Regions from separate parts of the Homo sapiens genome. Here region 2 is linked to region 1. Evidence: chromatin loops called from intact Hi-C (ENCODE). Cell type or tissue: ascending aorta. All regions are shown on one strand. Links, peaks and the distances in the headings refer to the core of each region. The heading gives the core; the rest is flanking DNA. Region 1 overlaps LOC105371093 (a long non-coding RNA gene). Region 2 overlaps LOC124903646 (a long non-coding RNA gene).

Region 1 (5,386 bases), core at 303-5,302:
AAAAGAAAATAGATAGAGGTTGACATATTACCCTTTATTATTGTTAAGCTGAAAATAACAAATAACCTTCCTACATTTTTTTGGTATTAGAACGTCATTTCTTTTATGAAGTGATGATGATCATGGTTAGTAGTTGTTTATCTAATGTCCTACCTTGGCAAAATAAGAATTTGGCAGCCACCCATAGTTGTATCCATTGTTTTAAGTTACTGTCTCAGTCTATAAACTCAAATTCTGGGAGCCACTGACCTAGTTAATGGTTTTGCCTAGAGCTTGCTTTAATTGTATAAGGAAATTTACTTTTTTGAGCAGCCATGCAGTGATGCTCAGCATATTTCCTCATTCATTCCTTACAACAACGAGGAGGAAGGTATTATTATTCCACATTTACAGATAAGGCAACAGAGACTCAGAAGACACTGCTCCTGGTTATAATGTCTCCATTGTTCCACTTTTCAGTGGTTTCCTGTATGAAACTCGTGATTCTAAATGAACCTACTGATTTCCCATCCCAAACCTGTTCTCCAGCCTCCAGCTCATGTCCAACCCCTCACTAGCCTTCCTCATCCCCACCAAAGGCACCACCAACCACATGGTTGCTTTAGTCGAAAACCTAGGAGTCATTCTTAATGCTTCCTTTCCTCCCCTCCTCCTCTCACATCCCATCTATCAAGAAATCTGTCTACTGTTCTCCCAGATATATCTCAGGTCCATTCCCTTCTCATCCCTCCATAGCATTGCCTTTTTCAAGTCTACCATCATCTGTCAGCTGAATCATATATCAGCTTCCTGTCTGGTCCCCTTGGATCTATTTTTTGTCCCATCTAACTCATTCTCCACCAATAGTCAGACTGACCCTTCTACAATTATTTCTTTTTAATAAGATAGACACAGGGTCTTGCAATGTTGCCCAGCTGGTCTTGAACTTCTGGCCTCAAGCAGTCCTCCCATCTCAGCTTCCCAAAGAACGGGGATTAGAGGCATGAGCCATTATGCCTGGGCAACCTTCCTATAATTAAATTAGATCATGGAGTGCTCCTCCTTAAAACTTTCCGTGACTTTCCATTGTGCTTAGAAGTCAGCCCAGACTCTAGGATGGCCTCATAGGCTCCCATGACCTGGATCTTACCCTCCTCTCCAACGCCATGTCATCCTACATCTCCCAGGCACACTGACCTTCCATCTGTGCCTAGAGCATGCCAAGCTTTCCACGTCCTTTGCACAGTTGTTCTCCATGACTAGGAGGCTTGTCCTCCTCCTCCTCATATGACTGGCTGCTTCTTCAGACTTTACCTCACCTGTTAGTGTGCAGCAACTCCTGTCCCCATTATTCTCATGTTGGTCCATGGTTACTTCTTAGCATTCATGACCATCTATAATAATTTTGTGTATTTATTTACCTGTTGTCTTCTTCTCTTGATAGTAAATTTTAGGAGACTGGGGCCACATCATTTTGTTCATCTTTGAATACTCAGTGCTTACAGCAGTGCCTGGCATACATCAGGGGCTCAAAAATATCCACCGGGACTTCCACTTCCAGCCAAGATGGAGGAACGGGGGCCAGATTTACCCTCACACCTGAAACAACAAAAATACCGGCAAAGTGTGTGAAATGGCAGTTTCAAGGCAGTAGACTTCAGGCAATGAAGGACAGGGGTCTCAGGGTGGAAAACAAATAAGGTGAGCCCAAACTGTGATTGCTCCAGCTTTCTAACTAGAGTTTCCAGGGACGGAATGCCCAGGAGATGCCCTGTGTCAAGGAGATGGATCTGCAAATTAGGGAAGACCAAGGCAGAAAACAGTCCTGTAGGAAAGAGCGTGGCCTGAGAGAGAAGGTTGGAGTGGTTCCCTGGGAAATCAGCTGTGGACTGATGGATGCGTGCATATTAGGGTTAGCTCAAGGCCAGGGAAGAACCAGGCTGAAGAATTAGTGGGACCAGTGTCAGGCACTCATACGGGGAGAGGTTACAAGGGCACGAGGACACGTTTGGAGGGTATTGCCTACATTCATGAGTTTTGGTGATGGTTTCAAAATGTACACATATGTCAAAACTTACCAAATTGTACACTTTAAATAAAAATAGTAAAATATTAGTATTTTAATATTATTATTTAAAATGTTTTTTAAAATCCGCTTATTAATGAACATGGCAATAGTAAACTGCAGAGCCTGATTTAAGAACACGAATGCAACCCCAGCACATTGGAATTTTAACAAATTTTATTTTATTTTATTTTATTTCATTTTATTTTTGAGATGGAGTCTGGCTCTGTCACCCACGCTGGAGTGCAGTGGCACAATCTCGGCTCACTGCAACCTATGCCTCCCAGGTTCAAACGATTCTTCTGCCTCACCCTCCCAAGTAACCAGGACTACAGGTACCCATGACCATGTCCAGCTAATTTTTTTGTATTTTTAGTAAAGACGGGGTTTCATCATCTTGACCAGGCTGGTCTTGAACTCCTGGCCTCAAGTGATCTGCCTGCCCTGGCCTCCCAAAGTTCTGGGATTACAGGCATGAGCCAACACTCCCAGCCCACAAATTGTATCTTAAAGTATGCATAAAGGTAACAATACTTGCAAATGTTCAATGGATTGGACTTTATCAAGGACAGATTTTGGAGGGGAAAAAAGACAAATTGTTCAACAGAAACAGGGCTGGAGTAGAAGTGGGAAGCAGATTGGTCACAAAATTAATAGCAATGAGTGAGTACCCGGCAAAATACCCAGGAAAGGCTGCCAATAGGCAAGACTAGAAGTATGGAAGTCTGCCACCAGAGGTTTCATTTACCCACAGAAGAGTGAGCAGAGCAAAAGCCTGTTCTTGGGAGTAAAAGAAATAGTGGCTGACTGTCTAAATGCCTCCATCCAATCAGCTTGTGTCTGGCTGGCAAGTACATGCCCTTCTTTCTGGATAATGCACGGGCTTCTCAGCCAAGGAAATGTCATTGTGCAGAATCGAGCCACCTGGCAGTGCCACAACCACCAGTACAAAAGTCCAGGGCTTTCACATTCTTCTTAAGTGAGGAATCATTGGGGTTTTGCCATTCAAATGTTTTTGCAGAACTGTTGACTCTGCTTATCTGTACTTTCAGCCATAGTCAGAACGGATTGTAACACACCATGCTCAGAAACTGAAAACTCTTGTCAAGGCATAAAAGATTTTCAAAGCCCAACAGTTTATACATTCTTTTCAAATACACATAAAATATGTACCCACAAAAAGCCCGTGTGTTTAAGCCACAAAGGAAGCCTTAATAAATTTCATAAAAATTGATCTCATATTGATTACAGTGTAATAAAATTATAAATCTACCAAAAAACAATATTATCTAGCCTCCATACATTTAGAAACCTAAAAACACCATCTGGGCTTGGTGGCTCATGCCTGTGATCCCAGCACTTTGGGAGGCTGAGGCGGGTGGATCACTTGAGGTCAGGAGTTCAAGACCAGCCTGGGCAACACGGTAAAACCCCATCTGTACTAAAAATACAAAAATTATCTGGGGTAGTGGTGCACGCCTGTAATCCCAGCTGCTCAGGAGGTTGAGGCAGGTAAAAATTGCTTGAACCCAGGAGGCAGACGTTGCTCTGTCATCCAGGCTGGAGTGCAGTGGCGCAAACTCAGGAGCCGAAATCGTGCCACTGCACTCCAGCCTGGGTGACAGAGCAAGACTTCGTCTAAAAAAAAAAAAAAAAAAAAAAAAGACCTAAAAATGCTCTTTTTATTTAATGGGTTAAACAAGAAATCAAAGTAGCAACTACAAAATATTTAGAACCAAATGACAGTGAAAGCACTGTGTGTGATATAGACAAAGTGGTATTTGGACGGATGTTTATAACCACATACCTTAATATACTAGAATTGCATATTTAAAAATTGAGAAAAGAGTGAACTAAACATTCACCTGAAGAGCTTAGAAAAAGAACAACAAAATAGAGCCAAAGATCACTGAAAAAAAAATAAAAATAGAAATTAAATATAAAAAGTGCTAGAATTGACCTACAAAGACACAAGCTGGGTCTTTGAAAAGATACATAAAATAGACAACTCTCAGCAATTTTGATTCAGAAAAACAAAGAAGTGACAAGTAAACAATATTAGCAATGTAAAGGATGACATACCAGTGGGCATTGCCATGATTTAAAAATCAAAAGAGATTACAATGGACTTTATGTGCTATTAAATTTTAAATCCTAAACGAAATGCAGTTTCCAGATGTATTTATGTAAGGTGGCCCAAGACAAAATAAAAAAGTTAGAAACTAATTACCATAAAAGAAATTTCAATAGTAGTCAAAGGTCTATCACAAGAGAAAGAGAGAAAGAAAGAGAAAAAGGCCCCAGGCCCATAGAGTTTGACAGACAAGTTCTCCCAAATCCTTAAACAATAGATTCCCTCTTCAACAGTAAAAATAAAAAGCTACCTGACTCCCATTGCAAAATTATTGTAATCTTGACATCTAATTCAAATAAACATAGCACATACAAGAAAACTCAAACCCCACTTCACTTAGGAAAACAAATGTAAAAACCCTTCATAAAATATTAGCAAGTCAAAAGTAGCAATGTAGTAAAAGGATAGTAAATGAATAGTTGGAGAATATCTGGGGAGGCAGAACAATTTTAGAAAGAGCCCCGGACTAGGAGTTTGAGTCCTGACTTACTGGGTAAAGCTTATCAGCTTATATAACCCTCAGTTACGAGCCTCAATTTCCAATATTACAGTTAGATAGAGCCACTATTTGTTGAGTACTTAGTCTTGTCAGGAACTGTGCTGAATGTTCTACATGGATTACATTAATTTAATTCCATGATGAACCACACACACAAAAAAAAAAATCCCTCAACAGCCAAGGCAATTATGAGCAGAAAGAACAAAGCTGAAGTTATCACACTATGTGATTTCAAACTATGCTACAAAGCTATAGTAATCAAAACAGCATGGTATTGGCAAAAACAAAACAAAACAAAACAGATACACCAACCAGTGGAGCAGAATAGAGAGCCCAGAAATGATCCTATGCATGTATAGTCAATTTTCAACAAAGGTGCCATGGATACACAATAGGGAAAGGATTGTTTCTTTAACAAATGCTGTTGGGAAAATAGGATATCCACATATAAAAAAAATAAAATTGGACCCTTATCTCATATCCATATATAAAAATCAACTCAAAATGGATTAGACTTAAACGTAAGACCAGAAACTGTAAAACTACTAGAAGAAAATACAGAAGAAAAACTATATAACATTGGTATAGGCAGTGACTTTTTTTTATTTGACCCCACAGGCAACAAAAGCAAAAATAGACAAATGGAATTACATCAAACCAAAGTTTCTTCACAGCAAACAATTAACAATATGTAAAGACAACCTATGGA
Region 2 (5,386 bases), core at 62-5,061, 120 kb before region 1:
CTTGATGCTTGACTGGTTTTATCTCGGGGAAAGAGAGACAATGACCCGAGGTATTTTATTTCAGTAAAGGCAAGCAACTTAGAAAACTCTCATGCTTGAAATAGACATACTTCTGAATAACTTAGCAAACGAGTCTTCTGAGGGGGCAGGACACACACACACACACACACACACACACACACACACACACACACCCCAAGGTCATCAAATCTGCGCCCTTGGCTCTGGTAGGAACCCAATCAAGGCATCACAGATAGGCACTGCTCCTATATGCAGAATCCTACTGTATGAGTTTCCTATTGCCAATATAACAAATTACCACAAACTTAGTGGCTTAAATCAACACAAATTTATTATCTTACAATTCTGGAGGTCAGAAGTCTAACATGTGTGTCACTGGGATAAAATCAAGGTGCTGTGCTCCTTTCTATGGTTACTTGAGGAGGAGCCATCTTGTCTTTTCCAGTTTTTAGAGGTCACCTGTACCCCTGGCTCTCAGTTCCCTTCTATCTTCAAAGCCAGTAGTGACTGGTCGAATACCTCTCACAGGACCATTTCTCTGACCCTCATGCTTCTTCCTTCCTCTTCCACAGTTAAGTGCCCTGTGCTCCCTTTGGGTTCAACTGGATAACCCTCTCACTACCCAAAGTCTTCTGATTAGCCACCTTAATTCCATCTGCTACCTTAATTCCTCTTTGCTATGTAACATCATGTAATCACAGGTTCTGGTAATGAGGACACCCCGTGTTTCCCCACTGGTCCCAGCGATGCTAATTGTTTTAGGTGGGACACAAGCAAAGCGCTAAAACACAGATACACAAAATGGGAAAATCCTCTCCCTTTCAATTGTCTGCAATCTTTCTCATTATGTAAAACGAAGTCTCAAGTTGGTGTTACTCAGTCTTTGACACTCTCACTACCTCACATTATGTATTTGCACATTCTTAGAGTCATCTGATTAGCCACCTTAATTCTATCTGCTACCTTAGTTTCTCTTTGCTATGTAACATCATGTAATCACAGGTTCTGGTGATGAGGACATGGACATCTTGGGGAGTCTTTCTTCTGCCCTCACACTAATGATTTTTGCTGTCTGTCTCCCCTTCAGTTTGCCTCACTGCTCGTTCCCTGGCATCTAGAGCAATAATGTTCTCAAAGTCAGTGCCCAAAAAACATTTTTTTGATATTTTGAACATGTGCATATCCATTCATCTTCTAGTCTAAAGCAATTAAACTCCAGAATTATCTTCCTATAGCATACAATCGCTTGTGTTTTGTTGTTGTTGTTATTGTTGTTGCTGTTGTTGTTGTTGTTGAGACGGGGTCTGGCTATTGTCACCGAGCTGGAGTGCAATGGCATGATCTTGGCTCACTGCAACCTCCGCCTCCTGGGGTCCAGCAATTCTCCTGCCTCAGCCTCCCGAGTAGCTGAGATTACAGGCACCTGCCACCACGCCCAGTTAATTTTTGTATTTTTAGTAGAGACAGAGTTTCACCATGTTGGCCAGGCTGGTCTCAAACTCCTGACCTCAGGTAATCCACTCGCCTGGGCCTCCCAAAGTGCTGGGGTTACAGGCATGAGCCACCGCATCCAGCCAATTGCTTGTATTTTAATGCACAGGGACTTAGGATCAGATAGAAGTCAGAGGCACAAGAGTCACCAGGAGGGTGACCCAGAAATCTCACGTGGAAACATCAGCGCCTTTCAGCAACCACTTCTCAAGTTCGTTTGGCGTTCATTGTCCATCATTGACCTGGAAAGGACACAATGATAAGCAAGATAAGGAGGATTTAAATGACTTGGAAGAAATACAGAGCAAAGACATTAAATAAATACAGACCTTTAGAACTTAAAAAGGTGTCCGAGGGTCTCCATCCCCACGTTTCCCCTTTGGTCCCAATGTTGCTAATCGTTTTAGGTGGGACACAAACAAAGCACTAAAACACAGATTCACAAAATGGGAAAGTTCTCTCCCTTTCAATTGTCTGCAATCTTTCTCATTCTGTACAACGAAGTCTCAGGTTGGTGTCACTCAGTCTTTGACACCTGTCTAACACTGGCTCATCTCCTTTTTAACAAAGAGAGAGCAAGTCTCCGGCTACAGCCTGGATCAGGCTTCATCTCCCTGGGGTAGTGTCCCAGCAGTGCAGGTGGCAAAAAACAGGTGGTTTGAGAGGCACTAGGGCCAACTCCCCCTCTTCACTATTAAAAAAACGGTGGCCCAGAGAGGAGAGATAACTTTCTCAATGTCATAGAGCTGGTCTCCTGCACCCCATCTCCTCCATTCTAATCCAATGTCTGCCTCCTGTGTGTGAAAGTACATAAGAAATAACAGGAAAGGAAACAAGCCATCTATACCTAAAGGAATGAAAGAAGAGAATGGGAAGGGTTGGAAGATTAGTGCTTCCCTCTCTGGCCAGGCTGCTGAGTGCCAGGACTTGGAGAGAAGACAGGAGAATGCCGAGGAGCAGAATGAAAAATGAAGCAGTCAAACTCCCTGCTGTCAGGGAAGCCTGCTCCCTTCTGGCTGCAGCCACTGCCAGAAGGAATACTCAGGGTTTGCAGAGGGAGAAGCAAGGGTGATGCCAAGAAGCAGCTGGGAGTTGGGCCAGAAGCTGGGGTTCAGGACTCCCCACGACCTATGAGGGTGGACTTCAGATGGAAGGTTCTGAGGTGATCTTGTGAGCCAGGCAGACCACCCAAAAGCTCTACCCTGCACCACTTAACCCCCCAGACCTCAAGGAAGCCAGCCCCTGCCCCTCCTCCAGCCAAGCCAGCCTCTTGGCAGACACACAGATGGCTCTGAATTAACAAGAGCCAAAATTAACTTTCCAGGAAAATGTTTCCACCTTCCGAAAAGGACACTGAGAAAATATTGCATATAGCAAAGGGTTTCAAACTTTTTTAAAGCAGGTGATTCTGTCACTGAACAAACATGCTCATCATTTAATGATTTGGCAATCAGAGTTTCAAAAAAAGTATTTGACTAGAGCATAGTGAGTGCACAAAGATGCATTTTTAGATTAATGTATATGTAAAAAAAAATAAAGTCCTGCTGCTCATGAAAATTGGAGAGAGAATAGGTTTTGGGGCTCCAGCTCCTTGCCCCAACTCCATCACCTCTTGTGAGCAGCTAATTATAGATTGAAAAGCACTGAGAATCCTCCCTGCCCCCTTCTTTGCCATGCTAAAGGAAGCATGGGTCTGAGTTTTCATTGGGTTTAAAGCCACCCATGTTTGAAAACCAGAGACAACATGAGTCTAAAATTAAAATGACCCTTATTCAGCAAAACTTGACTAGATATTGGAGCTGCAAAATCAAAACTTTTACAATTAAGCCTTGGATTCTCCTGGCTGTTTTGGCTGGTTGGGCTTTACCTCCCATCCCTGCATAGTTCAAGTATCTGTAATATGTTGCTGCATAACAAATCACTCCAAAACTTCAGGTTGGTTCAAAACTATCATCATTTATTTCCATCACCATTCTGATCCACAGGGGTCAGCAATTTGGATTGGGTTCTCAAGGATATTCTTCTGGCCTGGGATGGATTTGCTGGTCTCGAATGAGGTTTATGCATGTGTCTGAGATCAACGGTCAATTAGCCATCAGATTGATGGTCACTGGTCAATTGATGGTCAGTTAGGGCAGCCTGGGGATGGTTTTCCTCCTGGGGTAGGCTGATGGTTGGCTGGCTGCAGCAGGGGCAGTGGCGGGGGTTCTCTGACCATATGTCTCCCATCATCCATTATGCTAGCCTGGGCTTGTTCACATAGTGGTGGAGGATTCCAAAAATATCAAGGGAGAACCCTGCAGGGACTGGGCTCAGAACTGGTACTTATACTTCTACTACCAATAGCATCTCTTTCTGAATGAGAGGCACATGATAGCGAGTTTTGCAATGTACTGCAAATAGACACAGAGGTACTTGCCCAGAAGTGACGGGAAGGGAATAGTTTATTTTGGAAGCCCCATTTGCCTAGTGGCTAAATGATTCACTTATAATCCATTGACTTGTACCCATAAGGAATGATGGGAAATTGGATTCCCAGATGTCTCTTACTTCCCAACACACCCCGTAATGAAGCACAGCATAAACCCTAACCCATCTGCTGCCCTCAAGAATCAAAGGCAAACCCATTCTTTCATCAAAGGCCAGACTCCTGAGTCTCCATGTTTTCTCTCTATCTCCTCCACTCACAACACATGCCACCCATTCAACCCCACATTCTGCTTCTTTGGCAGTGCCCCTCATCTCCATGTCAGCCCAACACACACACTGCTGGATATGCAAGGAAAACTGACCACAATGGGATTCATAATGCAGATTGTCACAAAGAATAGCAGTAATGCTACCCATACCTGCATTCAAATCCCCAGCTCCACCACTTCCCACCTGAATGACCTTGGGCAAGCTACTCCACCTCTCTGAACCTCAGTTTCTTTATCTGTCACATGGAGCTGCCTTACTCAACTGTATCCATAATATAAACATGCTGAGAATACGTACTGTGTGCCAGGAACTGTCCTAAGACCTTTGCGTATATAAACCTATTTTATCATTATAACAACTCTATCAGGTAAGGTACTATTTTTATTCTTATTTTGTATAGGAGAGAATTGAGGTTCCTAGAGGTCAGTGACTTGGCCATGGCCACATAGCTACTAAGTGTCAAAGACAGGATTCAAACTTAGACAGTATGGCTCCCAAATGCTGGCTTTAGCCACTATACTTAAGTCTCATGTGGCAGATAGATTTTCATTGCAAATGACAATTCCATTTACCCTATGGTAGAGATCAGAAGGGCTATATTAGGGTAAATCATGAGGCTGAATCCTTGCTCAGTGGAGTATATGTGTTGCAATTGATTGGCAAGTTCTGCCATAGACACGGGACTGAGGAGCAGTGGTATGGTCCAGCACATAGTTTGCATCTCTGACTTATCTTCACCATACTGCTTCCAGACATTGCCTGACTCTAAAGAGTCCCCTCTGGGTTGGATAAAACACAGGACTTTACAGAATTTCTATCCAATAACTGATATTATGTATTTGCACATTGAAGGCACTCCTCCACTCCTTCGAATCCTCTTGACTTCCATACCTGATACCTCTGGACCCCTTAGTCTGGTCTCAAGGTGGATTTACAATCCACAGTAGCCTTTGGGATGGGCACACACACACTCCACTGGTTTTTGGAAGGTGGTACCATGAAGTGCCCATGACATTTGCTTATCACAAAGAACAAATGCTCAGAGGCTATGGGGAAAGGATTGTGAAACAAACAAGGAATTTCTCTGACATCTCCAAGTTTTTCTTAAAAATTCATGTGAAGTTTTTCTTAAAAACTCATGTGACTTCTACATTCGATTTCATATCACACCTAT

What was found. Hi-C counts contacts between places; a loop is a spot of excess contacts. Peaks named below come from ENCODE experiments on the same cell type or tissue, not always from the same donor. Only the 100,000 strongest peaks of a DNase experiment are listed, where the experiment ranks them.
Region 2: it touches region 1 in a loop (7-fold over the local background); 1 of 110 quality-filtered maps calls a loop at or near these places.

Annotation. Positions count from the first base shown.
Region 1 is chr16:13,907,151-13,912,536 of GRCh38, forward strand. LOC105371093 (a long non-coding RNA gene) reads right to left here. Exons shown (of 4, transcript XR_007065000.1): 2 at 1,401-1,578. Among named protein-coding and RNA genes, the nearest start is that of ERCC4, 10 kb to the right of the region's middle. In ascending aorta, for the core only: no CTCF peak of the experiment used is centred there; a DNase peak (open chromatin) is centred at 2,931; H3K27ac peaks cover 1,697 bases.
Region 2 is chr16:13,791,405-13,796,790 of GRCh38, forward strand. It overlaps LOC124903646 (a long non-coding RNA gene), which reads right to left. Exons shown (of 2, transcript XR_007064997.1): 2 at 331-1,754. Among named protein-coding and RNA genes, the nearest start is that of ERCC4, 130 kb to the right of the region's middle. In ascending aorta, for the core only: a CTCF peak has its summit at 2,519; DNase peaks (open chromatin) are centred at 2,667 and 3,907; H3K27ac peaks cover 2,380 bases.